Regions from separate parts of the Homo sapiens genome. Here region 1 is linked to region 2. The links are chromatin loops, found by intact Hi-C in ENCODE. Cell type or tissue: heart left ventricle. All regions are shown on one strand. Links, peaks and the distances in the headings refer to the core of each region. The heading gives the core; the rest is flanking DNA.

Region 1 (15,749 bases), core at 3,169-11,168, 860 kb after region 2:
GAGAAACCCCAAATCTACTAAAAATACAAGAATTAGCTGGGCATGGTGGTGCATGCCTGTAATCCCAGCTACTTGGGAGGCTGAGGCAGGAGAATCGCTTGAATCCGGGAGGTGGAGGTTGCAGTGAGCCAAGATCATGCCACTGCACTCCAGCCTGGGCAAAACTGCATCTTAAAAAAAAAAAAAGATGGAGCGATTTTCCTGCCTCAGACTCCGAGTAGTTGGGATTACAGGCATGCACCACCACGCCCAGCTAATTTTTTTATTTTTAGTAGAGACGGGGTTTCACTATGTTGGGCAGGATGGTCTCGATCTCCTGACCTTGTGATCCACCCACCTCGGCCTCCCAAAGTGCTGGGATTACAGGTATGAGCCACCACACCCTGCCTGAAGTGCCCCTTCTTAAGTTAGGGTTGCTGCCACTGCCACAGTAGCTTAAGGCTCCTAGCCATGAACAATAATGGGTGCTAGTAACAGCAGGTGCTGGTTAACACCTGCTTCTAGGAATGGGCCCTGTGCTCTGCTTTTTGCACATCACCTCATCTGTTCCTCACAACCACCCAGTGGGGAGGGCTTGTCTCTGTTTTACAGATGGAGATGCTGAGATTGGAGAGGTGAAGGGCCTTACCCAAGGTCACACAGGTAGAAAGAGGCAAAAATGGCAAAAGGTACAAAAAGGCTTCACTGCAGGCCGGGCGCGGTGGCTCACACCTGTGATCCCAGCACTTTGGGAGGCTGAGGCGGGCGGATCACGAAGTCAAGAGTTTGAGATCAACCTGGCCAACATGGTGAAACCCCGTCTCTACTAAAAATACAAAAATTAGCTGGGTGTGGTGGCGCGTGCCTGTAGTCCCAGCTACTCGGGAGGCTGAGGCAAGAGAATCGCTCACTTGAACCCGGGAGGCAGAGGTTGCAGTGAGCCAAGATCACGCCGCTGCACTCCAGCATGGCCAACAGAGCGAGACTGCGTCTCAAAAAAAAAAAAAAAAAAAAAAAGGCTTCACTGCAGCATTCCATAAAAACAAAAAATTGGAAACGACCCATCAACAGGGGAAAAATATTCCTCAATAAGGGGCACTGATTAAATAAACTCTGCTAAGTCCACGCGGGACAGCACTACGAAGCTAGGAAAACAAATGCTGAGCCGGGTGTGGGGGTTGCACACCTGAAGTCCCAGTGAGTCAGGAGGCTGAGGCAGGAGGATCGCTTGAGTCCAGGAGTTTGAGGCTGCAGTGAGCTATGATCAATGATCACCACTGTACTCCAGCCTGGGTGACAGAACAAGACCCTGTTTTTTTTTTTTTTTTTTTTTTAAAAAAAGACTGTTTGTACTACATACTGCAATGGTATGATCTCCAGGATGTTTTATGAAGTAAAAAAGGCAAGATACAGAGTAGCAGGTATGATTTGCTGCCTTTTAGCTAAGAAAAGGGAAAGACATATATACAACTATTTGCTTGTACTTAAAAAAAAGAAACACAATGGAAATATAAACTAAAAATAGAAGAAATGGTAACCTATAAAGGAAGGAGGATATAGGGAGGAGGAAACAGGAATAGATCTAGACTTCTCTGAACACCCTGCTTTCTAGATATGACTTTGGAGCCATGGAAATATATATATATAATTTTATTTTTTGAGACAGAGTCTTGCTCTGTTGCCCAGGCTGGAGTGCAGTGGTGCGATCTTGGCTCACTGCAAGCTCTGCCTCCCAGGTTCACGACATTCTCCTGCCTCAGCCTCCCAAGTAGCTGGGACTACAGGCGCCCGCCACCACACCCGGCTAATTTTTTGTATTTTTAGTAGAGATGGGGTTTCACCGTGTTAGCCAGGATGGTCTCGATCTCCTGACCTTGTGATCCACCCACCTTGGCATCCCAAAGTGCTGGGATTACAGGCGTGAGCCACCACACCCGGCCCCTATTTTAAAAAAAATTTTTTTTTTTTTTTAGACAGAGTCTCACTCTGTCACCCAGGCTGGAGTGCAGTTGGCTCACCGTAACCTCTGCCTCCTGGGTTCAAGCGATCCTCCTGCCTCAGCTCCCGAGTAGCTCGGATTACAGGCACCTGCTGGGCTAATTTTTTTTTTTTTTTTTTGAGATGGAGTCTCGCTCTGTTGCCCAGGATGGAGTGCAGTGGTGCGATCTTGGCTCACTGCAACCTCTGCCTCCCTGGGTTCAAGTGAGTCTCCTGCCTCAGCCTCCCGAGTAGTAGCTGGGACTACAGGTGCCCGCCACCACATCCAGTTAATTTTTGTATTTTTAGTAGAGACTAAACTTGGAGTTTTGCCAAGTTGGCCACGCTGGTCTCACACTCCTGACCTCTGGTGATCTGCCCACTTTGGCCTTTTTTTTTTTTTTTTTTGTATTTTTAGTAGAGACTGGGTTTTGCAGTATTGGCCAGGCTGGTCTCAAACTCCAGACCTCAAATGATCTGCCCGCCTTGGCCTCCCAAAGTGCTGGGATTACAGGCGTGAGCCACCGCACCCAGCCAAATATTTAATATACTATAAAGCAAAATTAAATTGAAATTTTACCAAAAGGAAGGAAGTGGACAGAAATGGATTTGCACCATTCTGTCCAACCAGAGTCCTTGCTCCTAAGCACAGCATCATTTTCCTTCTCGTTAATTATCCCTTTTAACAGCAACGAAATGACCTGGCCGGCACACGAGAACACAGAGATGAGGCCACACCTTGTAATTTCTGGGGTTCTGAGGGGGACCCTGGTGGTGGTTCTGGGTGCTGCGGTTCTTTCAGTAAAGAACTTCCAGGAGTTTCTAATCAGCTGCTTTCATCAAGATTCTCATAACCTTCTCCTGCTGCCGCTTTCAAGTGGGTTTGTTCCCGAGCACATTATTAGGAAAGCGGCTATAATAACTGCTTACCTGCCTCCGGCTCCGCTCCACAAACACCCGCCAAGCCCACACTGTGCAAAACAGTAGTAACACGCCCGCCTGAGAATGGCTCCGCGGCTCCGCATTGCTGCCTAAGAGCTTTCCTGCATGTGATCTCATTTCATCCTCACCGCAACTCCGGGCCGGGGAACTCATGTCCCCGGTGAGGAAGTCCAGGCTTGAGATCGGCCTCAACAGTCGGAGGTGGCAAAGCCAGGGCTTGCTCGAAGCCCCACCTTCTCACTGTTGGGGAGCAGGCTGACTCCAAGCTGTGGAATCCTGTGCAGGGGTTATTTTGGTATCTGTGGGGTAATTTCACACTGAGGCTAAGTCACCGTTTTGGGTTCAGATGGACATGAAATTGAATCTCAGGGATCCAACTTTCTAGCAATGTACTCTGGAGCAAATTTGGTATTTTCCTCATCTGTAAAATAGGAACAATAAAAGTACCTTTTTTTTTTTTTTTTTTTGAGTTGGAGTCTTGCTCTGTTAACCCAAGCTTCAGTGCAGTGGCGCCATCTTGGCTCACTGCAACTTCTGCCTCCCAGGTTCAAGTGATTCTCCTGCCTCAGCCTCCCAAGTAGCTGGGATTACAGGCACCTGCCACCGTGCTTGGCTGATGTTTGTATTTTTAGTAGAGACAAAGTTTTGCCACGATGGCCAGGCTGGTCTCAAACTCCTGGCCTCAAGTGGTCTGCCCGCTTCAGCCTCCCAAAGTGCTGGGATTACAGGCATGAGCCACTGTGCCTGGCCAAAAATACCTTCTGGAGAGTGTTGCTGGAGTTACAGATGATATGTTATTGTGATATGGTATCAGCAACAGTCATCTCAGAAGGTGCAGCATCTTGGAAAATTTTCTTGTGTGCGCTTCATCTACTGTCTCAGATAGAGTCACTATACATTCAAAAGTACAGATCTTCCTCCACTAGCTAACAAAGTCACCTCCTTATCCTCAAGTCTATGTTCCCAGTTCAGGATGGGCCTGGGTGATGCCTCATTCCCCATGGCTCCAGGGCCTCTGATGCTGCCACTTTGTCAGTGGCTGGCTCAGCTCAGGCAAGGCCCCTCTCCCAGCTAACCATAGCATAAGCCTGAATCGATCCCTGTCTCAGGGCCATTTGGAGGATTAACTAATCCATCATGGGGGAAACCTTTGAAATGTGCCAATGTGGCTGAGGCTATTGTCAGGCAGAGCAGAAACTGAGTTTACTGGTTCCCCCGTTTCCGAGACTTTCAAGCTGGACTCACTCTCATGTGGGTGAAATCCCAGCAGGTGCAGGTTGCACTGAGCTCACCAAGCCGTCTATCTGCCCCACCTGACGCTGGATCTTTTTGACCTATCTCTGTTTCTTTAAGGGACAGTAAGGGTGAGAAGATAAAGGGATCAGGATTCCAGACACTGAAGAGCTTTTGTTTGTGTTTTTAATAGAACTGAACACATTAAATTTCCCCTTTTGGCATCATCAGTCTATGGACTGAAAACATAGTTCTGAGATTATACCTTTCCGATTTTATGTTTTGCAAATCTCGAAGGTCCCTGGAAATCTACAGGGTACATCTTTTTTCACCCTCTGAGATGTGAGCTCCATAATAATAAAACCTAACTCAGCAATTCATTGAGTTCATCACTATTTATTGAGTACCTACTCTGATCGCTGGTATACTAGAAGCACAGAAGCCTTCTTCTTGAAGGGAAAAAGAAACTCATGTATCTAGAAACACCAGGCTCTATGTGGCACTTTCATTTATTTGCCACATAAAGCCTGGTATTTCTAGATCTATGTGGCATCATTTCATTTAATTCTCACAACTCTAAGAAGTACATATTGTTCCATTTCGCAGGTGAGGAGATTCTGAAAGTTCCATAACCTGGCCAAGGTCGTTTGCATTTGCAGAGGCCAGCACTGAAGTCCAGTCCCGTCTGACTAGACCATCTGGGTCCTTCCCACTAGAATACAGTGGGGAGGAGAAAAGGACACTGATGGATTAGTCAGTCGACAGCACAGGCAGCAGATTATAAAGCTGAACTGTTTGGTTAGAGCAGCTCGGGGCTGGAGAGGGAGGGCTGGCAGGAGGACTTCCTGAAGGAGACAGCCCAGAAGCTCCTTGTAAGGACCTGAGGCTTGGGTATGGGTGGAGGAGGAAGTGTGATGTTGGCCCTGGGAGGGGAATGAATAAGAAGAGACAGTGGCAGACAGCATGCCCTGAGGTCAGCTGGGTGGAGGATGGGAAGCCCAGCAGAGATGTCTGGACCTGACGAGGTGGCAGCAGGGAGGCACTCACTGAGTTTATAACTCCAGGAGGGGCAGAAGCAATGGCAACACCCGTCACCAGGGGAGAGGATGACTCAAAGCCTTGGCTGGAAGGAGTGGTGGGTGTGGCTTGGAGCCTGCCCGGGCCAGGCAGGTGCTTTGGGAAGGGTCCAGCCAAGGAGAGTCCGGTCTTCCTCCACGCAGGGGAGGGGGAGCAGGGGAAGGAAGGAGAGACATTAACAAGATGGAATCTGTAGGCTTTGGTGCAGGACGCTTACGGGGAACACGGCTCAGGGAGTTGGATTCCAGATTGCTTTTGAAGCCTTCCCCAGGTCACATCACACCGCTGTTCCCAGCCGTTCCAGGTCTTCCTGTTGACTGTAGGATCAAGTCCATTCCCCCAATCTGACCTCAGTCTACGTTTTTGGGCTCTTTGCCCACTAGTCTCCTAAATAAGTCCTCTGCGCCCCACAAACCAGTCTCCACCCAGCCTCCAGTGCTGCCAGCCTCCTCCACCCCCACCTGGAGCAGTGACATTCATGGATAGCTCCTCCAGCGGTCTCGAAAAATGAACATTTTAGGGTTCCACTTTTTGCTGTTGGTGTCCCCCTAATGCGAACATCCTGTCCTTGAGGGCTGATTCTTTTTACAATAGTTGTCCCAACGGGGGAAGTCATTTCACCTTTCTGACTTAGTTTCCTTATCTGCAAAATGGAGCCAGTAGTGTCTCATAGGGTACAGTGCCTGCACACACGCCCATCCACGGCTGTTCCAGGCCTTTCCTCCACTGCGGGGGGGTGCCAGGGGTCCAGAGGCGAGGAGGAGGGGGCCGCTGGACGCTGGGAAATTGGGAGGACCCCAAGATCCCTGTAGGGATCCACGGTAGAGGGGGAGGGCTTCTCTGTCCTCTCTATCCATTCGGACCTCCGCATTTCTAAGAACCAGCATCGCACCATGTCACTGAGAAAGAGCGCGCACACCAGCCGCCTTTTGAAAGTCACAAATAGATTCCTTCAGTGAATTCAGGACAGACTCCCCGGGGGCAGGTCCCGGGGCGGGAGCCGGTGTGGGTAGTGCTGCGCGGCCCTTAACTGTTTACCAGGCGCGTTTCGCTGACCTCGTCTCCTGGACCCCCTTTCGTGACCCCTCTCAACACCTCTACTGGGGAGACGAGGACCCCGAGGTTCTGGGGGGCGACGCGACCTGCCCGAAGTGACAAGGGTCCTGGGCCGCACTGCTCCGCCGGGGTCTGCGCTCCTCGGCGGAGCGGGTGGGAAGGATGAGTCCTCGGGGTGGAGAAGGAGGAGCGGGTCCCCGGGTACCGCTCACCCGGCCTTAGGAGCCCGGGAGCGCGCGTAGGGACGCGGAGTTGAGGCTCTCCATCTGCGGCCAGGGAAAGGGATACAGTCCCCCGGGCCCCTCCCGGCCGCTCGGAACCCACCCCAGGCGCGTCCCCGCGGGCGCGCGCTCCAGGCGGGGCCGACGGGCTCGGAGGCGCGCGCCCGCTGCCGGGTCCGCCGCGCGCGCTCCCTCCGCTCCTCTCCCCCGCCCCTCCCGGGCCCGCGCGCTCCCAGGGTCCGCCGCGCGCGCGCCTCGCGTCGCTCCCCATCCCCGCCCCTCCCGCCGCCACCCCGCCCCCGGCCGGGTACCCTCGCCGGACCCGAGAGAGAGCGCCGCCGCCATCTTAGTTGCTGCCGCTGCCTTCAGCAAGACGCTGCTCTGAGGCGGGGAGGGCGCCGCGTCCTGAGCGCGCGGCCCAGCGTCACGGCGGCGGCGGCGGCGGCTCCTCCTTGGACCCCCGGAGCTCCCCGCGCCGCGGAGCAGCTAGCCCCAGGCCCCTAGAGCCCCGAGAGCTCCGAGAGCTCCGCTCGGCGTCCCGCGCGCCTCCCTGCCGCTCCCGCCCCGGGCTGGCGATGCTGCGCCGCCCCGCTCCCGCGCTGGCCCCGGCCGCCCGGCTGCTGCTGGCCGGGCTGCTGTGCGGCGGCGGGGTCTGGGCCGCGCGAGGTAAGCCCCGGGGCTGGGCCGGGCCGCTGGGTCGGTGCGGGATTCGGGTCCGGGTGCAGGATTCGGGTCCCGGTGCGGGGATTCGGGTCCGGGTGCGGGAGTAGGGCCGGATGCCGGGATTCGAGCCGGGATGCGGGGAGTCGGGTCCGAGCGCAGGGAGCCGGGTCAGGGCGTGGGGTTCGGGTTGGGGGTCGGGCTCGCGGAGCCGGGGCCAGGGCGCAGGAGACTGTGGGCGCGCGCTGCAGGCGTCCCGGGGAAGCCAGGCTCCGTCCCGGGCGGGGCTCCTGAGCCTGGGCTGCCCCCACTGCAGCCCATGGTGGTGGCTGCGCTGATTTGGGGGAACGTGCAGACGGGCCGAAGGGTCAGTCCGCCCTGCTCAGCGGCGCACGCAGGCTGGGGCTGCACCCCTGGGTGAGATGCTCTGTGTACGTGTGCTCAGATGTGCATCAGGCGGGGGGTGCACGCACAGTTTTGGTGTGTGCTTACATAAGAGCCCACTCCTCCGCATCCCGTTTCCAAGATCCCGATTCTGTGTTGCTGCACCGCGGACACCACGACTTCGCCCCTTTCCGCCTCCTCCCAGAGTCCTTCAGACGTTGTCTGTTTCCAGTGGAGCCGAGGCTGAAACTTAGTGCTTCCCTCCCACCTTTTCACCCAAAGGTGAAATCGCGATGAGATTTGCGACCGCGGGCTCACCCAGTGTTAGAAATCTCCGTCTCTGCTACCCCTGGTGCCTTGGTGCTGTTTTTCTGACGGTCATTTAGACCGTGGAGGGTTAGATGTTCTCTACAAAAACGAGAAACCTCTCTGGTTTTTTAGGATTGTAGGACCGAAATTATTTTATGGCTCGGTGGGAAGTAGTATTTCTTGGCTAATTTATTATTAGCTTTTAACCTTCATCCACTTAACCTTTTAAACCTTGCATGCCTCTGCTATTGACTGGTCTTGCCAACGAAAAGCTTACGCATTGCAGATACAGTATTTGCTTCTGAGTGGATCTTGAAATCGTAAACATTTTCCTTGGCCTTAGAGCAGAGTAATCTAGGTGTAGTCTGTAGAATCTACTGTAGGCTTAAATCTGTTGTTCTGATTTTTTTTTAATCAAAAGAAATTTTGGGGAGGAGGATTGATAGAAATCTAGATGAAATGGTCATATTTGAATTTAGCAAGCTTTTTAAAAATTCTTATTTTCCCTTCCCTGGCGTGACATAAGGAGAGAAGTATGGTGTTCACGAATTAAAGGGCAGAGGCGGCAAATGCATCTTTTGTTCCATGTTCCTTTCTAAACATCGAGGATGATAAACTTTGAATACTTCTTTTATTTCATTTCTAACATTCTGTTGACTCTGTCAAATTCAGATCTTAGTCACTAAGTATCTCATTGCTGGCCATTTGATTTTTAAAAGTAACATCAAGCTAAGTTTGAAATGTTCTTTCCAGATGTGGGTTGGAGGTCTGAAACTCTAATATATCCAAGAGAAATGTCAAAAGTTTTGCTTCTCTTGGGGAAAACCCACACATTTTAAAAATATGTGCTTGGATTGGGTATTTTGGGAACAGTTTAAGTATATTTAGTCAGTGATACCATTTCTTGTTAAAATTGGTGCTTTCTTAAATAGCACCTACATTTGTTAGTCATTATTTAATTGCCTTGGTTACTTAAACAGCATACATTTCAACTTTGAATATCTTCATTACCTGAGACCGACAGAAATCTTGTGTGAAAGGTGTGTTGGCTAGTTGAGTCATTTGTAATTTGCTTTCTCTAAGTTTTTCTTGGTGCAGTTACAGTAGTTCAAGATTCTTAGTCTTCGGAATAAAGACATTTTACACATCAGTTATTCGTATGCATTTTTTTCAGGTTGCAAGTTAGAAAATGTCTTGGAATTACACGAAATGCTAATAAACAATTTCATTTTGAAATATTACAAGTGAATTTCATATGTAAATTTACAGTTTGGAGACACTCTGTGGGCTCGTTTTAAGAGATCATTTCAACTAATTGAATTTTTTACGGCTGTAAGGCAGTACGACATGAACTCCTGTTCATGCTGTAGCTACCTTTAATCATTGTTAATGTTAGATTACGTACAGACTGCTGCAGAAAATGATAGATTTTCTAATATAAATTGCATCTTGACTCTTAGTTTTGTAGAGACCCTCAAATTTTATTTTAATTATAGCTGTAGTTCTCAAAAAACATTGAGTAGAGCTGGGTGCAGTGGCTTGCGCCTGTAATCCCAGCACTTTGGGAGGCCGAGGCCAGCGGATCACCTGAGGTCAGGAGTTCGAGACCAGCCTGGCCAACATGGTGAAACCCCATCTCTGCTAACTATATAAAAATTAGCTGGGTGTACTGGTGGACGCCTGTAACTCCAGCTACTTGGGAGGCTGAGGCAGGAGAATTGCTTGAACCCAGGAGGCGGAGGTTGCAGTGAGCCGAGATTGCGCCACTGCACTCCAGCCTGGGTGACAAAGCAAGACTCCATCTTAAAAACAAATTCAGTAAGCCAAAATATTAGAAGAAATATCTTTGGCATGCCCTGGACGGTCATGTCCTTCAGCTACCTGCCTTCTTCATGGAGATCGGGAAATAGAACAGTGAAGCAGAGAAAATAGAAAGCTTATATGAATATTTAAAAAATGCAACCATGTAATGCATTTCGAAGCCACTTAATACATAAAATTCACTGTTACTTTTCCATTTGCACATAGGCTTAGTGAGACCTCCCCTCACCATCCTATTTGAAATAATTTCTCTTCCTGAACCCCTAAATCCTGTTTCCCTGCAACACTTTTTCTTTTTGCATAGCACTTAGCCCATTCTAACATGCCTTGTTGTTTACTTATTGAATTGTTTATCGTCTGTTTCCCCTCAGTAGAACATATGCCCCAAGATGGAAGGGTATCTGCTTTGCATATGTTTCCCGTCACCAGCACACCAGAGGCATGCCAGTATTGTGTGATTGAATGAATGAATGGGTGGATGGATAACAGCATTTCAGTTTAGACAGCGTAGTAGCTTTGCATCCTAATTTTCACTTTACAGATAAATGCTATATACTGAAAAAAATTACATAGTGTAAAGCAAACTTAAGTTTTTTTTTTGTTTGTTTTTGTTTTTGTGACAGAGTCTCATTCTGTCACCCAGGCTGGAGTGCAATGGCGCGATCTTGTCTCACTGCAACCTCCGCCTCCCGGGTTCAAGAGATTCTTCTGCCTCAGCCTCACCAGTAGCTGGGACTACAGGCATATGCCATCACACTGGGCTCATTTTTGTATTTTTAGTAGAGACAGGGTTTCACCATGTTGGCCAGGCTGGTCTGAACTTCTGACCTCAAGTGATCCGCCTGCCTCTGCCTCCCACAGTGCTGAGATTACAGGTGTGAGCCACTGCACCCGGCCCAAACTTAAATTCTGCAGTGTCGATATGGGAATTCATTAGTGGGTAAATTTTCAAGGATCATGGGGCCAGCCTCGGTGGCTCACCCCTGTAATTCCAGCACTTTGGGAGAACTAGGCAGGCAGATTGTTTGAGCCCAGGAGTTTGAGACTAGCCTGGGCAACATGGTGAAACCTTGTCACTACAAAAATACCAAAAAAAAAAAAAAAGTTCAAGGATCAATTCTGTTGGTTGCAGTATTGGGGATATTAGATCATGAAACTCTGTCTCAGCCTTTGAAGGCTGTAGCTCTGTGGCTACCCCTGTTAGTCCCTTTAAAAATACTATAATTTTCAGCTTTTTTGGGAAGATGGTTTCTTAATTTGTTACCTCGTTTTTTCAGAAGTAACGATGTGGAAAAAAGTCGTTCGAATATAGACCTCAGTATTACCCATAGTCTAACATTTTTAATACTGAAAGTAAATAACATTTATTTCTCAAAGGAGACCTATAACTGCTGAAGAAATAATAAAATACGAACAATTTTGAATATATTCCAATTTTAGAGCATTCACTCGGTTAACTGGAACCTTCAGTTAGCTGGAATTCGTCCTTTGGCTGGATATTTCTTTTGGGAGAAAAAGCATGAAACCAAGCAGTTTTATAGGAATTATTTTTCAAAAGGAAGGTTTAGGAGGTCATAACATACATTATCTGTGCCAGTATTTGATATTCAAGCCAAAAACGCAAATAATATTTCAGTTTTAGTTATGAAGAATATGACCAAAAAATGAAATTTTTGTGGGATATAAAATATTACATTGAAAATAGAAAATGCTGTAATTTCGTAACACTAGCTGCAGGACTTAGTGAAGCTTATTAAACCAAGTCTAAATGTTTAAAATGAGGAAGCTGAGATAGGTTAAAATTTTAGAACAAAGGAAAAAAAGTACTGAGTTATTTTTATTATTGCTTTCTGAGACAGGAAAGTATGTTTTTTAATTTTTTTGGGTAGTTTTCATTTATAAGAGTTGAAACAAAATAGAGATCTGATTATCCTAAAAAACCGCCAAGAGTCTATTTCTTATGTATTCTGGTTGAGGGCTTAGATCATTAAAACTTGTTTTTTTAGTGGGTCTTAATTTGGTGTGAAGACTTGCTTGAAGGGGCCGGGTGCGGTGGCTCACACCTGTAATCCCAGCATTTTGGGAGGCCAATGTGGGTGGATCACGAGGTCAGGAGATCAAGACCATCCTGGCTAACACGGTGAAACCCCATCTGTCTCTACTAAAAAAAAATACAAAAAATTAGCCAGGCGTGGTGGCAGGTGCCTGTAGTCCCAGCTATTCGGGAGGCTGAGGCAGGAGAATGGCGTGAACCCGGGAGGTGGAGCTTGCAGTGAGCCGAGATCGCGCCACTGCACTCCAGCCTGGGCGACAGAGTGAGACTCCGTCTCAAAAAAAAAAAAAAAAAAAAAAAAAAAGAGTTGCTTGAAGAAATATGTCTTTATAAGTGAAATTTAAAATGTTGATTTGCTACAAAATACGGATTTTAGTAGTGTTTCAGGACTACAGATTCAAGATTGGTGGAAATTATTTATGCAATGTCATGTTCGTGCATTAAAAAACAACCAAGGCCTGGCGCGGTGGCTCATGCCTGTAATCCCAGCACTTTGGGAGGCCAAGGTGGGTGGATCATGAGGTCAAGAGATGGAGACCATCCTGGCCAACATGATGAAACCCTGTCTCTACTAAAAATACAAAAATTAGCTGGGCATGGTGGCATGCATCTGTAGTCCCAGCTACTTGGGAGGCTGAGGCAAGAGAATTGCTTGAACTCGGGAGGCGGAGGTTGTAGTGAGCCGAGATCACACCGCCGCACTCCAGCCTGGCGACAGAGTGAGACTCAGTCTCAGGAAAAAACAAAAACAAAAACAAAAAAAAACCCAAACGGCCAGGCATGGTAGCTGACACCTGTAATCCCAGTGCTTTGGGAGGCCAAGATGGGTGAACTGCTTGAGTCCAGGAGTTCGAGACCAGCCTGTGCAACATGGTGAAACCCCATCTCTACTAAAAATACAAAACAATTAGCTGGGCATGGTGGCATATGCCTGTAGTCCCAGCTACTCAGGAGGCTGAGGCTGGAGAACTGATTGAGCCTGGCAGGTTGAGGCTGCAGTGAGCCAAGGTCACACCACTTGCATTCCAGCCTGAGCGACAGAGCAAGACTCTGTCTCTAAAAAAAAAAAAAAAAAAAAGCCAAACTAACAGACCCTCAAAAGTGACATTTTGAGGCTATGCAAAGGCCATATATAGGAACCCTTAAATGGCGACAGCCTCCCCACTGTGTCAGCCTGACATACAATACCCGTCTTTTCCCTAAGAGCTGCCACCACCCGGGAACTAGAATGCTGCTTTCAGTTGTCCCTGATTTGATAGGTTCTTTCTCTCCTATGTTTTAGGTATATTTTTGCTCATTTTTTGATTTAGCTTTAGGATATTATTATTAGATTAAAAATTTTCACAAGATCTGTTACTAAAGTTTTTATTTTTAAAGATTCTTGGCAGAGATTCACGTACTTCAAAGTAGCAGAGTTTAAAGCAGCTTAAATGCCTATAAAACATCTGAAAGTTGGCTGGGTGCAGTGGCTCACAACTGTAATCCCAGCACTTTGGGAGGCCGAGGCAGGCGGATCACCTTAGGTCAGGAGTTCGGGACCAGCCTGACCAACATGGAGAAACCCCATCTCTACTAAAAAATATAAAATTAGCCGGGTGTGGTGGCGCATGCCTGTAATCCCAGCTACTCGGGAGGCTGAGGCAGGAGAATTGCTTGAACCCAGGAGGTGGAGGTTGCGGTGAGCCGAGATGGTGCCATTGCACTCCAGCCTGGGCAACAAGAGCAAAACTCCGTCTCAAAAAAAGAAAAAAATCTGAAAGCTTCCTTCCCATTCCGGAACCCCAATAAGAAGTATGTGATAGCATATCAAAAGAAGAGTCATGTTTTTTCTTTTTTACTTCTTTGGTCAGACATGAATCATTATCTTAAAAAGAATTAATAGAAGTGGCGTCTCACTGTGTTGCTCAGGCTGGTCTCGAACTCCTGGACTCAATCAGTCCTCCCACCTCATCCTCTCAAAGAGCCGAGATTATAGGTATGAGCTACCGCACCTGGCCGAAGAATCATCTTTCAGCCATCTGTTTCGTTCTGTCTGATTCTCCCATGACAAGAACTTCTGTTGAGTCTGCTACTTTTCAAGCCTACCTTGATCTGTACTTTCTCTGAGTCATTGTGTAGGACAAAGGAGGACCACCGGCTGGGTGCGGTGGCTCACGTCTGTAATCCTAGCACTTCGGGAGGCCGAGGTGGGCGGATCATCTGAGGTTGGGAGAAAGAGACCAGCCTGACCAATGTGGAGAAACCCCATCTCTACTAAAAAATACAAAATTAGCTGGGCGTGGTGGCACATGCCTGTAATCCCAGCTACTTGGGAGGCTGAGGCAGGAGAATTGCTTGAACCCAGGGGGCGGAGGTTGCAGTGAGTCGAGATCACACCATTGCACTCCAGCCTGGGCAACAAGAGCAAAACTCCATCTCAAAAAAAAAGACCACTTTTGTCATGCCACTGCACTCCAGCCTGGGTGACAGAGCAAGACTTTGTCTCAAACAAACAAACAAAAAAACCCACCTTTTTCTGCATCCACTCCTTTTTTTTTTTTTTTTTAAAGCAGCTTTATTGAGGTATAGTTCACATACCATAAAATTCAACCTTTTAAGGCATACAATTCAGTGATTTTAGTATATTTACAAAGTTGCACAACCATCACCACTATCTAATTTCAGAACACTTTCATCACTCCCAAAAGAAATCCCATATCTGTTAGCAATCATTCTCCATCTCCCTCCTCCTCTCCTCCTCCCTTGGCAACCCCTAGTCTATTTTCTGTCTATGGATTTGCTTATTTTGGACATTTCACATCAATGGAATCATACGTGGCCTTTTGTGACTAGCTTCTTTTGCTTAATATGATGTCTTCAAGGTTCATCCATGTTGTAGCATGTATCAGGACTTCGTTTCTTTTCATAGGTAAATAATATATCCTTGTAGGGATATAACACATTCTGTTTATCCATTTATTCACTGATGGACATTTGGGTTATTTCCACTTTGTAGCTAATTTTGGAAAATATTACTATGAACATTTTTGTACAGGAATTTGTGTGGACATATGTTTTCATTTCTCTTGGGTGTATACCCAAGTGGAATTGTTGGGTCTTAGGGTAACTCTTAGATTTAACTTTTTAAATTAAAAAAATTTTTTTTTGAGGTAGAGTCTCACTCTGTCACCCAGGCTGGAGTGCAGTGATGTTATCTTGGCTCACTGCAGCCTCCGCCTCCTGGGTTCAAGAGATTCTCCTGCCTCAGCCTCCCGAGTAGCTGGGATTACAGGTGCCTGCCACCATGCCCGGCTGATTTTTGTATTTTTAGTAGAGACGGGGTTTCACCATGTTGGCCAGGCTGGTCTCCAACTCCTGACCTCAAGTGATCCAGCTGCTTTGGCCTTCCAAAGTGCCGGGATTACAGGCGTGAGCACTATGCCCGGCCTGTGTTTTTAACATTTTGAGGAACTACCAGTTGGTTGTACAAAGTGGCTGCACCATCCTGTATCCACTTGACCTCCATAGTCACTCACAGGAGCATTTTTCGAATCAAATACACATTTCACAGTTTTCTAGTTTGTTAGAATTTTAAGTTGAATTTTTCCTAGTCTAGGTGCAAACCGGCATTTCATCCAACCAATTCCTTCCTTTGCCATTGTCTCTCATATAATTTCTACTCTGGACTTTAGACTTTGAGTTGAAAGGAACTTTGAAAGTTCTTTCCTCTATACTTTAAATAGCCTTCCCTGTAAAACAGACATTTCCTCATATGTTCTTGTGTGTTGATCATTCAGCCTCTGTTTGAACTCTGCTGCTGTGGGGCTCTTGGTAGCTCACAGAGCAACCCTTTTCTTAAAAACATTGAGCCTTTGGTCAGCTTTCCTGAGGACTAAATTTTATCACGCCTTTGTATTTTTGCAGGCATCCAAGCCTACAGTCTGTTGTTTTTACCACCTCACACATTAAGAGAGACTGAGAGCACTGAGGCCTAGGCCTTGATTTCTGTAGATTTCTTAGGAAATCTGAGCCTAGCACAGGGCTACACATGCAGTGTT
Region 2 (15,749 bases), core at 4,069-12,068:
GGCCGTCGGTCGCGCTCGCGGGGCCCGAGCGGCCGCTGGCAGCATGCGAGCGCGCGCGCGGCCGCCGGCGGCCGGCAAGAGTGGGCGCGTGCCCGCGGGCGCCTTACTCGGGCCGCGTTCCCCGCCCCGCGCCGGGTCCCCTCCCGCCAGCCCTGAGCGCAAGTCCCCGCCTCCTCCTCCCGGAGCCAGAGGTTTGGGGAATCGCAGAGCCAATGGAGCCGGCCGCCCTGCCAGTGCGGCGCGGGCGCGCGCGGCGGGGGCGCGCGGCGGGGGCGCGAGCGAGCGCGAGCCCATTCACTCCGGCACCGGGCGGCGGGCGGCGGGCGGGCGCACCGGGCGGCGGCGGCGGCGGCGGCGGCGGCGGCGGCGGCGGGGCCGCGCTCTGCTCTTTCACCTGCCGGGGCCGGCGCGGGCCGGGCCGAGGAGGCGGCGCCGCGGCCGCCCTGCCAATCACCGCGGCGCCTGGCAGCGCCCCCGGCCGCGCCCGCCCGCCCGCTCCCTCCTGCCAAACTGTTACCCTGAGTGTTACCGGCAGGAGCAATGACATCAGGGCTTTAAAACAACTTGTTATTCGGGGAGTAATCAGTTGCAATTAGGCATTAATTAAGTATTATGAAAGTTGATTATTTAAGTGAATTCGGCTTTCGACTCTCCGACTATGGTGAGTACCGGGCGCGGGCGGGGGAGGCCCGGGGGCCGCGGTCTCGGGCGGCGACCCGGGCGCGGGGCGCGGTCGGCGGGACGGGGGCGCCCCTGGGCCTCGCGGATCCCCCGGCCAGGGCCCCCAAGCCGGGGCCGCGCCGGCCGAGAGTTGCTGCCTTAGTTGGAGAAACTCAGGCGGCGCGGACCCGCGGGCGCGTGCGGGGCCGAGCGTGAGAAGCGGGCGGCGCGGAGGAGAAAGTTTCTCCGCCGCGGCCTCGGCGCCCGCCCGGGACGGGCCGCTCCTGCGGGGCGGGGGACAAGCAGGGCGGGCGGCCGGGGTCCCGCGAGACGCTAACCCCGTGTTTCTTCTCTCCCGGTCTTCCCCTGGTGGCGTTCTGCGAAGAGTTTGGGACCAAGGAGAAGAGAATGGATCTTGGAACAGGTACCGGCCGGTGGGAACGCAGGGGCGGCTCTTTCACTTTTCTTTCGCTTCTTTTACGGAAGTTCTTATTTTTAGCCCAATGAGGTGGCGGCGGGGCCGGGTGGGGGCCGGGAGGGTCGGGCGGCTGCCTCCCGGCGTCCCGGCCTCGGGATCGGCGACTTCTGAGGCTGTTGTTGTTGTTATTTGCCACTTGCTTAGAGGCTGTGACTAATGTGATGCTTGTCATTATGAAAGAACCGAGAGGAGCAGGAGCTGGGGGGCACCCAGAGAGAGGATTTAGGGGGTTTTTGTGGGGTTTTTGTTCTCCGTGTTTTTTGTATGGCTTCGTGTTTTTTTTCTGTGTGTGTGCCTTTTTTTTTTTTTTTTTTTTTTTTTTGTTCTCTGCAAAGATCTTTGTGTGTCTGGCTCTGGGGTGTGTGTTTTTATTTTTTTAGTGGGGGGTGGTTTAGTTTTTGAAAGCAGCGTCCTGTTGGGAAAGGTGGTTAGTCTGGTTTCGGGGCGACTGTCTCAAGGTAAAGGAATTTAATTTATTTGGGACAAGGCTGTGTCGGATGATCAAGCTGCTTATTATGGCTAATGAGTATTTTTCACCTGAGAATCTGTGGGATGAGGTGGCTGTTATCAGTTCAAAGTGAGGGGCCCCGGACTGTCTCCCACCTGCCTCTTTAGCCCCCACCCTAGGGGTGGTGATGGACCAGACAGACTACTCAACGTAGGCATCTGGGTTTGGGGGCCTCCTGTGGGACAAGGCCGGGGGCTCCAGGAGGCCTGGTGCTCACCTGGGGCAGTTTATCCTGATATTTTGGTGTTTTCTTGGGTTTAATCTAATTCTTTCCAGTGTTTTTGCCTTCAGCTCTTGCGGGCTTCCCATGGGCCCTGGCTATTGAAACCAAATTTTGACCAGGACCCTCACGTGCTAGGTTGACAAAAGCAGCTGTCTTCTTAAATGTTTTAAAAGAAACAAGCAGCCCGATCATTCATTGAGACTGATCTCTGAACTCTCCTGGTTCATTGATGGGATAGGTGATACTGGTGGCTGTTAGCGTTGTTGTTTATAATAGGCCCAAGTTCACAGCATCGGCCCTTGGGACCCATGAGCTGATATCTGACCTTCTAAAGGTCAGTGGGCAGAGAGACCGGAGGCAGCCCTGAGGGGATGAGGATGGGTGGCACGGTGGCCGGTGAAGAAGGGCCTGTGTTTGTTGGGGGGAGGTGTCATTTGCAGAGTTTGAGGACTGTGTGACACCAGGTGTGATCTTGGCTGGTCTGACGTGGAGGGCCTGGGGACCTCTGCGCCCGGGAAGGGTGTGACACCCCCTGCTGGGCAAAGTGGTAAAGGTGTCTAAGGCCAAGGCTGCCACCCTGCCCCTCCCTGCCCTCCACTCCCACAGAGAACCTGCCTGCCCCCACCTCCAGTCGGTGTCTCATCACCTCCCTCTCAGGCCCCACCCCCTTTCTTCGGAAATGGGGCCCCCACCCATCCCAGCCAAGAAGCAGACCTCAGAGATGGGCCTGGTGGCAATGCACCACCCCTTACCTGGGGCAGGAGAGCCTCTGCTTGTGGGCCAGCACACAGGACCCAGGCATTGCAGAGCTGGAAGGCAGGCCCTCTGGTCGGCCTCCTCCTAACCTGGGTGCCAGCTGGAGCCAGCGTCCATCCTCCTGCCATCCACCAACCAGTCCCTCCAAGTCTGTCGTGGGGACAGTACTCCAAAGCCCTTCTCTAGGGTGTCCTGACTGGAGCGAGGGCCTCCCAGCCCTGGTAGGAGGCAGGTGGCAGAGCCTCTTGTGGCTTCTCTCCTGGGCCTTAGGGAGACTGACTTCTCCCAGCACTCCAGGGACAGGCTCTGGAAACTTTTCCTAGAAGCTAGAAGGGACCCTGAGGTCAGCTGCTTCCTCCTGTAGCTGGAGTAGAGCACTCCCAGTGGGACTCAGGCCTGGACTCTGGCCACTCAGAGGGGAGGCCCAGGGTGGCAGAGTTCTGACTGTTTCCTGGAGGAGTCATCTGGTGATACCATCTCAGTCTCTTCTTTGAACTTGGAAGTTTCACTTATAATCTCAGAACTTCAGAAGAAAAGCAGTCTTCCCCCCACTTCACCAAAAAAGGGAAGCAGATGAGGACGCTGAGATCCCCTCTGAGCTGGTCCCTGGGCTGACTCCATGCTCATCTTCAGGAGCTGGGAACAGCTCCCTCAACTTCATAGTGCACACGGCATACAGCTGGGGCCATGGGCCTCGTCTCTGGCCGGGGCTCGTGGCTGGTGAAGTGAGGGTCCCTTCCTCTGGGGCAGCGTGGGCAGCTTCAGCCGAGGGCCTCTCTGACATAGTCCAAGGCCAGGGGCGCAGGCCTCGAAGGGCTGCTGGCATCATGGACCCACCATGCCTCCCTGATCGTAGGTTAACATCCCCGCGGCCCCGGACACATCTAGGTCCTGAAGGCCTTCAGCCATGAGGAAGTCAGTGGTGGGAGAGCCAAGCCTTCTCAGGAGGGGACAGAAGGACCTCAGGACCCTCAGGGGCCATGTGGACCCCCTTTCCCCCACCATAGTTCAGCCAAGGGCTGGATCAATCTGGACGTCTTTAGCAATAAAAAATGCCGATGTCGTCCTAATTCACCAGGCCCCGAGATGACAGCAAATTTACATTTTTTAATTAAACTAGCAGCCAGTTTTTATGAGAGGGGGTTGGGTTATGCAAATCAAATGGTTGTGTACGGAAGATTAGGAGAGTTTGGGAATAAATTCCACAAATGCTAATAAAAAAAAAAGGAAAGAGAGGGAGGGAGGGAGGGAGGGGAGAGAGGAAGAGAGGAGGACATAGTTCCATTAGGCCCTTTTAGAGTGATTTCCCTGGGGGAGGGAGCGGGAAGGGGGGAGGGGAGATGGGAGGAAGCTTTCAGACACAGGTACATCCATCCTGCAGTTGGGAAGCTCCCAGGGTTAGGTCCCACCAGGCTGATTCCCAGGCCCTGAACACAGCTAGAAGCCAGGGTGAAAATGGCGGTGAAGCACGGGTGGAGCTCTGAGCAGGCGTTCGCCCTTGACTCGTGGGGATCTGATGATAGTTGCCCCTTCTCTTCTTGAGACAAAGGGGTGGGGCTGTCCAAGGCGCGGAGGAGCCAAGATAGGCTCTACAAGGTCAAGGGCCAAAGAGGCAAGAGGGCAACTTTAAAGGGATGGCCACGGACTGCAGGGGGTGCCGGTGAGGGACAGTGCTGCCCATGTGTCGCTGTGGCTGCAGCCTTGTCGTCGAGGCGGGTCAATGGGAGGAAGCCCGGCCGGTTTCTTTCTCCTTCTGGGGCTCCAGGCCAGGACCCCCTTGCATTGCCAGCAGATCCCCCATCGCAGACAGCCCAGGCCTCAACTGTGGGGAGGCCAGGAAGCGTGGGATCAGAAGCTGGGCCAGGCTGGCTCATTTTCCTGATTCTCAGTAGCCCCATGCTTTGAGAGCATACTGTCTTGAGGTAGGCCGCAGACTTCTTCTAGACGGTGTCTAAGCTGAGAGAGCAAAGAGCTTGGCATCCCCAACCCAGCCCCAGTGTGTGCTGCTCAGGCCCCTGCCCTGAGTGTCAACCACCTTCAGATCAGACCTTCCATGAGCTGCCAGGTCAAGGCCAGAGCCTTGCCAAGTGTGGAGGCTTCTAGGAACCTCACTAGCTCTGGTTACACCTTCGACCTGCCAGGCACCGGGGACTGAGAAGGTTCCTGTGCTGTACTGGAGGAAGAGATTCCACGCCGGGTTTAGGGCAGAGCAGATTGCTCTCAATTTCCTTCCTCCAGCCTTTACTTGGCCAGATACACCCACTCAACCAGTCTAAGCTGGGGCCAGCCCCTGTAGCCAGGTTGGGCACCGGTTTTGCCAGTCTGCTGCAGGGGGTAGGTGCTCTGGGGCCATCTTGGCAGAAAGGAGCTGTCAGAGCCCGGGACAGAATGGGCCATCTCGGAAGTCATGAGTTTCCTGGTACCATTCAAACAGAGGTTTGTGCTGTGCACCGGTTAGTGACATTTAGAGGGACTTGAGCATCAGATGACCTTTAAGATCTTCAGCTGTCTGACTCCCAACTTGATTTTGTTCAGTGGGGCAGTCCTGGCGGGTGGGAGTAGGGGGTGAGTGGACGAGGTGAGGAGCACATTATTTGGACCTTTTCTTTGGTGGAGAGCATTGGAGACAGGCAGCTCTGGGCTGTGAAGTGACCCTTTGAACCAGCCCTGGTTCTAGTTGCAAGACGTCAGAGGAAACTGAGGCTAAAAGGCCTAGCATAGCCTTTCCTCCCCAACAAGAGGCAGAGGCAGAAGGGCAGGTCCGAAAGGCTCCCTAGAGAGACCCCACCCCTGGCCCTTTTTCCCTGGTAGGGACCAGCGAGGAGAACCCATTCACTCTCCTCTCCAAGAAAGGCACTGAATGTGAGTGTTACTCAGACCTCTCTACTGGCCTTGTCGGTACTACTGGTGTTCCCCCAGCCCCCACAGCCCCAGAATCTGGCTGAGCTGCAGCTTGGGTTTTTATGATGGAAAAATAAAATAAATGCAGGCACCTTTGGAGGGCTAAGCCACGCAGCGGCATCTCCTCGTGAAAGTGGCTGCCCTGGCTCAAGGCCGTGCCCGCTGCCTGAGCAGGGGATTGGGTGGGGCTTGGAAAGGCTCTTGGCCCCAACTCCTCTTCTTCCTGGGTCCTGCCAGGTCAGTGGTGCAGCCCCAGCCTCCATCAGCCTCCTCTAGAACGGCTGGCCCAACACTTTTCCAGGGCTCAGCCATTTCTCCACCTGGCCCACCCCCCATGCCCCCAGGCCCCAAGGCTCACCTTCTAACACGGCCTTCCCTGAGCTGATTTTTACACCCTGACCACCCTGGCCGCTGCTCCCACCTCTTCCTCCTTTTCCTCCTTCTCCTCCTCATCTTCAGAGGGGGAAGGAAGTTGCACTGTAGTAATTACCGCCCGTGGGTCCCCACGGCAAGCAGCAGCTGTTCTGGGGTAGCTGGGCCAGGGTACAATGAGTAGGGAGAAGCTGGGAGCAGGAGGAGGGCGGGCAGCCCCAGTGTGCAAAAGAGGAGGGGCAGCCTCGCCGGGACCACCTGTGCAGGGCAGCAGCTTGGTGGTCTAGCGCACACCCCTCTGGCTGCCTGGCCACAGAACAGCACCCTGACACCCTCGACTCAGCAGGATGTAAGACACCCATGTGGGAGGCGAGGCCTGAAACCCAGGAGGCATGGGAGGCTCTCCTGCAGCAAGAGGGACGGAAATGAGGACTGCCCGGGCCCCTGTGTTGGCAGCGTCTGCCTAGTGGAGGGAGAGGAGCGGTCTGCTGTCCCACCAGGCCGAGGAGCCAGGAGCCAGGGACCATGCAGCTTTGTGAAAGAGTGGCCTTAAGGGACCTCCCTCCGCCACCATGCTTTCTAGACTCCTAGCCAGCCCCTTCTCTCTGCGCCTTGTCCTCCCCCTCCCTCCAAGAGCAGAACTCTTGCTTCCCATTTTGCAACCACGTTTTTCTGTCTTTTTCATCCAGGCCACCCAGCTCCCTAAAGCCGGGCCCTCCCTGCTACCTTTCTTGCCCCATGCAACCTTTCCAGCCTCACACCCCGTTGGCCCTGGAAAAAGATAGAGAAGCTGCTGGCTGCGAGCCTGCTGTTCTGGGGCTCCGGGTAGACCTGTGACGTTGCTGTGCCAGGACCCAGCACTCGGACTCATGTGCCCTGATCCCCAGGAGGCCAGGGCCCTTGTTTTCCTCTGCCACGGCTGCTCCTAATGGTGACCATTAGATGGTAGCTGGTGTACTGCCACCTCCTCCCCGGGCCTGGTACGGGCCGGGGCTCACGCCTTCCTGCTGTAAGTGCTGGTGGAACTGATTGATTGATGTGCCTCTTCCCCAAGTGCCTCCCCGGCTTCTTAGTGGGGGCAGAAGGAGGAAGGCAGGAAATGTTGGCCAATTCCCTTGGGACCTGGGTTTTAGCTCCTTGAGAGCTTTCTAGAGCCTGGTTTACAGGAAGGAGCGAGGCTGGGATTTGGGATGACGTGAAAGGGGCAGGGAAGCCCTAAGGATAAAGACAGGAGTGTTGATGGTTGAATGGGACCCACAGTAACTCCTAACCATGACCATGGCCTGGGACTGGGACGTCAGTCTGCTGCCCAGTGGGGACAGGATGGCTGCAGCCAGAGGGTGATCTGGGCCCTTCTCCACTTCCTCCCTTGCCCATCTCCCTCTCCCCTTTCTCTCTCCTCCTGAGCAGACCTCACCACTGCATGTCTGCCCTCTCTCATTCTCTTCCCCGCTTCCGGGATCCCTCCAGCTAGACAAACCCAGGGCAGGGAGTGAGGCCAGAAAGACAGGGATACACCCATACTGAGGGCCAGCCAGGCGCCAGGGCTTCAGGCCTCTGCCCCGGGCGTGGTATGTGGGCCACTCCTGGCCGGGGCATCTGCTCTTAGAATGTCCCACAGGCCTGACTCTGGGGTCTCCTCTGGCCCTTCTGGGCCCTGCTGGTGCTGTAATCACTCACCTGCTGACACCCTTCCTAAAGCCAAGAGGGCTGTCTCTTGATGCCACCTGGCTGAGGCTGGGGCACTGCCTGGCTTTGGAGGAGAAGGCAGGAGCTGGGAAACGGACACATGTTGTGTTTCCAGAGACCAGGTGTTCCCAAAGGTCGCCTGGCCTTTTCTTATGGGGCTCTTTCAGTGATCTAAGGGGGCCTTGGGAGGGACTGCGCTGTGTGAGAATGGGGGACTGGAGGAGCCGGGCAGAGCTTTAGATGGGGGGACCCTAGTGCAGCGGGAGAGCAGGAGGCGTCCCAGAGGCCTGTTGGGAGAGACTCCTGGAAGTTTTGTCACCGGGAAGTGCCTCTTCCCTGCAGCTGTGATCCTCACCGCCCTCTAGCCCAGTGCCTCCCTGTCTGTCACCCCTTCAGCCTGGGAACCCAAGGCCACAGGAAGCCGGGCTGCCTCGCAAAAGGATGACCCGGCTCTCCACTGCCCGGCAGGGGGTGCCCCACGGCATCTGCCCCCCATCCTTTTAGGTGTGGGGCAATGTGGTCAGGACCTGGTCCAGGCCTTCTGGCCACGGGTGGGGGAGGGGCAGCCTAGCGTCCCCACCCCCAGAGGTTCCTTGGCTGAGTTTGTTTGCCAGGGTGACCTGTTTAATCATCTCATTTTCTGGTGGCCGTTTATTCCTCGTTTCCACGGTTACGGCCCCATTAAGGGGAGAAGCAATAAGGCGGTGAGTCAAACAGGTAATAAAAACATGCAGAGCCCCTGTGCACCAAGAGAGGGTGGCGGGGAGGGGCGCAGTGAGCTGAGACGGCCTGGGGGGAAGCCCAGGTGACACCCTACCCGCCTTGTCTTCCAGAGGCCCGAGTGTCCCCAAGACCCAGTCCTCGGCTTAGAACTGTCCCCAGCCCTTGGTCCCCTGGGCAACAGGCTGTCCCAGGTAAAACAGGAAGGAGAAAGGTGAGAGGGGGCGTGATACAAGCCCCCCCAGGGCTGCCCCATAGTTGGTGTGTGACCTGTTTCCAGGCCCCACCTCGTGCTCCCTTGGTAGGGGCGGGGGATGATTTCTGACATTGGTTTGAGCTCTAGAATTTTTTTTCTGCCAACTTTATCAGAAAGCATATTTGTGGTGAGTGCTGCTAACAGGGCCAGTCCAGTGAGTAAATATTCCTGGTGTGGACGGCCCTGTGACCTTGAGAGGGAAGAGTACAGTGGTTCGGCCAAGGGCATGTAAGGAGAGGAGAGGACGGCCAGGCGCCCACAGGCCCCCGTGCTGGGTGGGGGGCCCTTCCTGGGAAGGGGTCAGGTGGGGGCCACGGGGTCAGGTTGGCCCCAGTAGCCTCTTCCCAGCAGCATGGTCTACCTCAGGCCCCAGTGACACCAGCTGGAGCTGGTTTGTGTGACTTGCTGGCTGGGGGACAGGCCAGCAGCTGCCCCTGTGGGCTCCCTTCCTCTGGTAAATGGAAGCTGAAATGAAAGTCAGCCTCTTTCCGGCTCCTCTGAGTCCAGGGGCACGTGCCTCTCTCCCAGCGTCCCCTCCCTGTCCTTCCCAGGAGCTTCCTGGGTATCCCCAGCCCCTCTGCCCTGCCCTCGAGGTTTTTGAAGAAGCAGAGGCAGTGGGCTGACTGGAGTGGACAGGGGGAGGCTGGGGTCTTCCTGTTGCCAGGAAGGGTGGGGCTCAGGCAGGCGTGGCAATTGCAGGCCATGCGGGGCCAGCTTCGTGCCCGGGGGCTGAGGATCAGTGGCTCAGAGAGAAAACAGCGGAGGCCACTCTGAGGGCTCCCGGGTTGGGGAGGAGCCTCCCTTCTCTCCAGTGCCATGCTCCCTGACAAACTCACCCAGGTCTGTGTCTCTGATTATTAATTTCAAAGTTGATTTCTGATGAGAGAGAGAGGGAGGAAGGTGTGAGAAATGGGGGAACCCTTTGGCTGGGAAATGCGTCTTGGGAATGGGCCTAGATGAGTGAATATTCTGATCAAACAATTAAAAATAGAACACGCTACCGAGGCCCCAGCTGCCGAGGTTTTTCAGCAACTGTCACCAGCGGGTTCATGGGGCAGGTGGCACTGGAAAGGAGTTTTTCCATAAACGGCAAATATCAGAGATGACAGTGTGCCCCCCACTTCCCTCCCAGTTCTCCCCAGACTCCCCTCTAGGGCCTGTGCAGCTTCAGGGCCGCCCTTCTCCCCTGCAGGGCCCGGCCGCAGTGGTGAAGTCATTGCCAGATGCCTTGGTAATTGCTTTAAGAATCTAACTTAAAATAAGATGAAAACTTATATTCCTGGGTAAGGAGTAATTTCCAATGTAATAGTAAATTAATGAAAGGATTATACCAGGGGGCCTGGCAGGGAGGCCATGCTCATCTGATAAATGCAAGGGTTTCAGGCAAGACAGCTCCATTCCAGGAGGCTCCCGACCTTTGGTCCAGGTCCCACACTGGGGGTTCCTCTTGGGCTCCCCCGTGGGCAGCTGAGTTGGGAGGACACATTCCATGTGTGCTCAGCGTCCCTCTCAGTGATGGGAACCAGCTTTTCAAAACCTACAGATGGGAGAGGCTCAGGTCTGGCCTCCACGGGCATGAGAGGCCCTGTGTCATCAGTTCACCCAGGAAAGAGAGAATTTCTGACACCCAAGAGTGTGGGCCCCCAGGAGCAGATGCGAGTTAGACTCCAGGCCGAGTTCCCAGCTCTTAGACTGTGTGGTCAGCATCGTGGTGTCTCGCGATAGGATGACCAACCACCCCAGTTTGCCCAGAACTGCAAAGACCCATGTGTGTGAACCCCCTCAGTCCTGGGCAAACTGGGAGGCTTAGTCAGCCCTGTTTGGAGGCAGGAGGATGGGCTACTTGACATGGTCCCACCCTCAGGGTCCTGGAGAGCCCAGGCACCTCCTGAATGGACCATGTCTCTGTTCAGGAGGAGGACTTGCAGCTGGCTCCACTTAAACCCCCTTGCGCTACCAAAACTTGCTTCCAGGCCGCTGCGTTCCACTAGGCGCGTGTGCTGGGGCAGGCATGCTCGTGTCCCCCGCTCCCCGCCCCCTCCAAGGCATGGCAGAGCACTGCTTGGAAGCTTGACCCGGCCTAGAAAAGGGCTTGCAGCTGTGATCCCACCCCTTTAACACTGAGCCTTCTCCCCCCAAACATATCACAGTCCAGACGGGGCTTCTGGAGAGGATGCGGACAAGGGAACCCCCACCCCCAAGCCCCTCACTCCCCCACCACCGTAAGTTTATCAGCGCCTTCCTTCCGAGAGAGCCACACCTAACATATCATCTCTCCTCATCAGTTCCCTTGGAGGAAGACAAGGAGCTGTCCCATTTCCTAAGTGGGGAAGCTGGAGGCCCGGAGATACTGCTGGGTTTGTTCCCAAATGCTAAATGTCAGAGGACTTGGTGCGGGGCGCCCCTGAGCACTGTTCCAAATGGCAGCACTGAGTGAGGACACACAGGCCTCCAGCCCTAGGTATCTACCGTGCTGCCTGGCCCACGTCCCCAAACATCTCTGGCCCCGATGTGTACCCCACCTGTAGTCTGCAAACACATCCCTGGGCTGCAGGGATGCAAGATAAAATGTAGTTGTTGATGCAGATGCATTTTGAGCTTCTGGGGGAAAGCCTCCTTTTCTAGAGGCATCCCGGAGTGCCCATCTTTGCAGAAACGAGTGCTCCCATCTGTCCGCAGGGGAGGGTTGCAGGTGGGTGGAACGCACTCCGACTTGTCTCTGTGGTGAAATGGAAGTGAAAGGACTGGACGCAGAGCCCTTCAGGAAGCATGTCTAACCGAACGGGCATTCTCCTAGGAGACAGGTTCACGATGCATGTTTGCTGGATATGTTTCTGTGTAAGCAGAGACTTGCTGGAAGGGAAGATGGGGACCTTGCCCCCCGGTTCACTGGGAGACCATTTTCAGTTCAGCTCTGCGGTGGGTGTCTCCACTGGCTTTCTTTGCTACTAGAGGTGATGGGGCTGCCTTGGGAACTCCACGTGATAAACTCACTGCTTTGCAGGCAGCTGTCCCAGGTGGGGTTTTAGGCTGGGGGCTGTATTGAGTTTGCCCAGGTCTTTGCTTGGTTGTAATCTGAGAGTGAACCAGCTTCTTTCCCAGTGTAGACCACACTGTGCTTTAGGAGGTGGGGAAGATTTGTGCTGCCCTTCCCCCACACCTACTCCTAACCCAGAGGAAGGAACGTGGGGCAGTAGGGCTGAGAATTCCTAGCCTAAACAACCCAGGAAAGCACGCTCAGAGAGCCAAGCCAGAACCCCAGATGGTGTGATCCGATTGTAACTGGAAGGATGGTGGCTTTGGTTGTTAGATGTTATGTGACCGTTGCTGTTTAAGCAGACAGATTGGTGACTTCCAGACTGCAGAGATCAGAGCGGGCTCTCCTTTATTTATCTTTGCGTACCCGCAGAGTTAGAGGACCGAGTGGAATAGCTAGAATGGACAGGCAGGCCTGGAGAGCCAGGCACAAGAAGCAGGGGGATGACAGGCCCCGGCCCAGCCACACCAAGCGCACCACGCAGGGCCACAGATGGCACCACGCCTCCAAGGGCCATATGGGGTTCCTTTCCCTGGCCTCCCTGATAGGAAGGATCACTTTGGGGCTCCTCGGGAGGCCTTCAGATGGAGCTGAAGAGCCCCTAGGCAGGGCCAAGAGCCCAGAGAAGGAGATGGAGATGTTTTCTATTTCCTGGTCCCTGGGGGGCCCAGGGACAGATTGAGACAGGCTCCTTGCAGGGAAGGTGTTAACAAACAGCAGGTGATTAAACATGACAAGCGGTGACATTTCTGTTCAGGGTTCTCAGTCCCGGCAAAGCCAAGAATGAAGCTATAAACCCTGACATTTTGTGTTATGCACTGAGAGGTTTTTAATAGACCTCGCTCCCTCTTCCCCACTCAACTTCTCTCCCTCCTCTACTTCCCCTCTCGGTATCCACTGCCCCACTGGAAGCTCCTGCCTCCCGGATTCCGCCGGGCCCCCAGGAGTCTTCCGGGGCCCTTGATCCACAGACACTCCTCCCTCTGCCTCTGCAGGGCTGAGTACAACCCTGCCCTCTGCCTCTCCCACTTCACGGTGATATTTCCCGTTGCCCCTTCTCCCCGTCCCGGCACCCCCCACTTCCCTCCAGCCTTCACTGTCTCACCTCCTGTTTTTGGGTCCTGATCTCACAGCCTCACCCTTAGCTGCGGCTGTCCCAGTTGTCTGGGACAGCAGGTGGCTGTCCCTGTGTGTTGTGTTTATAACATTTTCAGACAAACTTGAAAGTGGATGTAGGGAGATGGTGGGGCTTGGTATGGGATTTTCCCCCATCTTTTTTTCAATCCCCTTTTCTCCTTTTGGGACAGGGACAGGAGGTGGAGGGAGAGAGTCGCACTTCACTGCAAACAGTTGCAGGATTTATTCAGAAAGGGACTGGCCAGCAACAGTTGTTCCTCTCGCCGAGAAATGTTCGAACAACTGGGGCCTCTTTTGTTCTCTGGGTAGAGCCCTGTGAAGGGCGTTTGGAGGTGAGCCTGGGGCTCAAGAGGGCCAGAGACCCAAGAGAAGGGGCTTCAGCTCAGTCCCACCCAGGGAGTCCCCACCCCACCCCTCCAGGAAAGGTTCCTGGAGCCCCGAGGGGGTCAGTCCAGAAGCCAGGCCACGTCCCTGGGGCCCAGCGCCACCCTAACGAGCTCCAGAAGCACTGGGTTTTCTGCATTCACTCAGTCAATATTTGTTGGGCCAGACACTGCGCTGAAACAGTGGTCTCGTCCCAGGGATCTTGCAGTCTGGTGAGGCAGAGGTCTAATTAAACAAGTTACTATGAAAGTGCTAAGACTAGGACAGGGTGCAGTGAGGACAGAGGGAGAGGACAGTCCCGGGAGGCTGCCCAGAGAAAGTGAAATGTCAGCTGGGACCCATGAAGGCTGTGTAGGAGGAGGGGTGGCCGGGCTCTGAGGTGAAGGAGCAGTTTCTGCCGCTGAGGGGGCAGCGTGCTGAGGGCCTGGCAGGGAGAGGCGGGCGCTGCCTCACATGGGCTGGCTGGCAGGTGGAGTAGGGTCTGGGCTGTGCCCTTTGATCTCTGAGTGACTGACCCCGTACATGCTCTTCTGTCCACCCTTCCACCATCCCGACCCACCTGGGCCAGGCGTGGAGGTCAGGGTGAGGATGGGGATGAGGGTAATGGATAAAAGACTTCAAGGAAAAAAAAAAAAAGGTCAGGCACGGTGGCTCCTGCCTATAATCCCAGCACTTTGGGAGGCCAAGGCGGGCAGATCACTTGAGGCTGGAAGTTCGAAACCAGCCGGGCCAACATGGCGAAACCCCGTCTCTACTAAAAATTCAAAAAGTAGCCAAGTGTGGTGGCAGGCGCCTGTAATCCCAGCGACTTGGGAGGCTGAGGCAGGAGAATCGCTTGAATCCAGGAGGTGGAGGTTGCAGTGAGCCGAGATTGTGCCACTGCACTCCAGCCTGGGCGACAGAGTAAGACCCTGTCTCCAAAAAAAAGAAAGAAAGAAAGAAAGATGGGGGTGAGGCCCCAGCCCTGCCCCAGTGGGAGGGGGAACACCCGGGAAGTCAGTGTGTGTCCCCAAAGACTGGGGCTGCGTCTGCTTTCCCGCTTCCTAGTCCCTGTTGCTGGTGACTCATTGGTAGTGGGGTGGGACGGAGGCTTCAGACCTGCATGGAGGAACTGGAGAGGGCCCAGCTGGGCTCAGCAGCAAGTCCGTCTGCCCGCCTGCCCCTTCACCTTCTCCACCCGCTGACCTCAGGGCCCAGCCGGGGTGTGGCCTCTTGGACGCCCTCCTCCAGCCCAAAGTTGCCCTACCCTTTGCGCTCTGGAGTGTGACACAGTAATGCTGGAGCGTGCAACACTGCACCCCCTGAGACCCAAAGCCATCCTCCCAGGATCCCTAGGGCAGAGGGGGCAGTGCCAGTAGCTGCTCAGGATATATTTGAGAAACTCAACCAAGCCAGGAGGAGAGGATTTGAGTTCACCTTTAGAGCAGGACTAATGAGGAGCCTGCAGACAGACCTGTGGGTCCCTGGTGTCCAGAAGACAGGCCCTGGGGGTCCAAGTTCAGCTCCTTCCTCCACCCCCAGAGCCGGCCTCGCACCCCCCTCCCCTCCACCATCCCCCGCCGCCCCGCCCCGTGCCATCCAGCCGGAGCCCTCCGGCAGCATCGTAAGGCCTTCTGCCTGGAAGGGGCTCTCCTGGCCTTTAGGGTACTTCCTTCCCTGCTTACTCAGCCTTTGCCCAGAGGTCAGGCCCAGGACACCCCACCTTCACATTGGTTCCCTGAGAAGGAAGCCAGGCGGCATAAAGCCATCACTCCCCTTCCCCAGCCTGCCCCACCCCAGCCTTTCTGCAGGAGCTGGCCTGGGCTCCTTAATGCCACCCCTTCTCAGTCCAGACCCCCTAGAGTCCAGCCAGGAGTCCCCTAAGGGCCAAGGGGCTCAGCCTTCCTCCCTCACTTGGCAGCTGGGTTTGGGACGGGTAATGGGTAGGGATGCTGGAAGGGTAGGGGAGGGGAGTCCCAGGGCTGGGACTTGGCCTGCTGCCCCTGCAGATCCGGAGCCAGGTTTTACTGTAATCCCTACATCCTGTTGCAGATCCTTAATCAGCTGGAGCCCAGGTTGGGCCGGACCCTGTGGTGACACTCGGGGTTGTAGTATGGAAAACCTGAAGTGGAGCTTCCAGAGTTGGGGTTGGGGACTGTGAAGATGAGGCAGGTGGAGGGGAGGAGAAGGGTGCCCGTGCAGGCACAGGATGTGGACAGAGCCCAGACCCACCACCCACTCGACCCAGGCTGGGGGTGGAGGTGCAGCTGTTGCAGGCTGGGAACCAGGACTATGGTATGGGGAGGAGGGGCCCGCGGGGGGCCCTAGGAGAATGCCAGAGTATGTGGGGGCTGCTACATTGCTTGGTAGCACCATCGAGACAGCTGGCCCGAGTCATCCTGATGGTGAACAATGACTCCAGCCTGGAATCGGCAGAGGGAGCCCTGGGTGGCGTTGGCTCCAGGGGTCTATTCTGACAGGGGCCTAAGTCCGGGGTTGGGAGTGTTTCCGCCTGCTGGGAGAGGGACCGCTTCCTGGGGCATGTGGTGCAGATGGCCCAGGAGACCTGTCTGCCTCAGGTTTGGGACTAGGCTCTGTCCTGGAGGCAGCAGGGGCCCTTTGGCAGGGCAGCAGGCTCCCAGGATCAGC

The links. A loop is a pair of places that touch in the nucleus more often than their neighbours do. Peaks named below come from ENCODE experiments on the same cell type or tissue, not always from the same donor. Only the 100,000 strongest peaks of a DNase experiment are listed, where the experiment ranks them.
Region 1: a loop joins it to region 2, with 7 times the contacts of the local background. A loop is called at or near these places in 10 of 110 quality-filtered maps.

Annotation. Positions count from the first base shown.
Region 1 is chr1:9,815,045-9,830,793 of GRCh38, reverse strand. It overlaps CLSTN1 (calsyntenin 1), which reads left to right and starts at 6,829. Exons shown (of 19, transcript NM_001009566.3): 1 at 6,829-7,151. The coding sequence starts at 7,061. RefSeq lists enhancers at 5,119-5,178, 6,239-6,955 and silencers at 6,568-6,627, 6,648-6,697, 6,868-7,017, 7,028-7,107. In heart left ventricle, for the core only: no CTCF peak of the experiment used is centred there; DNase peaks (open chromatin) are centred at 6,237, 6,803 and 7,353; H3K4me3 peaks cover 2,849 bases; H3K27ac peaks cover 1,248 bases.
Region 2 is chr1:10,679,209-10,694,957 of GRCh38, reverse strand. It overlaps CASZ1 (castor zinc finger 1), which reads left to right. Exons shown (of 21, transcript NM_001079843.3): 4 at 1,046-1,084. The coding sequence starts at 1,069. Among named protein-coding and RNA genes, the nearest start is that of CASZ1, 110 kb to the left of the region's middle. RefSeq lists silencers at 1-39, 50-249, 360-529, 830-919, 8,332-8,626 and enhancers at 7,636-8,236, 8,237-8,836, 14,583-15,372, 15,373-15,749. In heart left ventricle, for the core only: a CTCF peak has its summit at 8,094 (motif pointing right); no DNase peak of the experiment used is centred there; H3K27ac peaks cover 6,398 bases.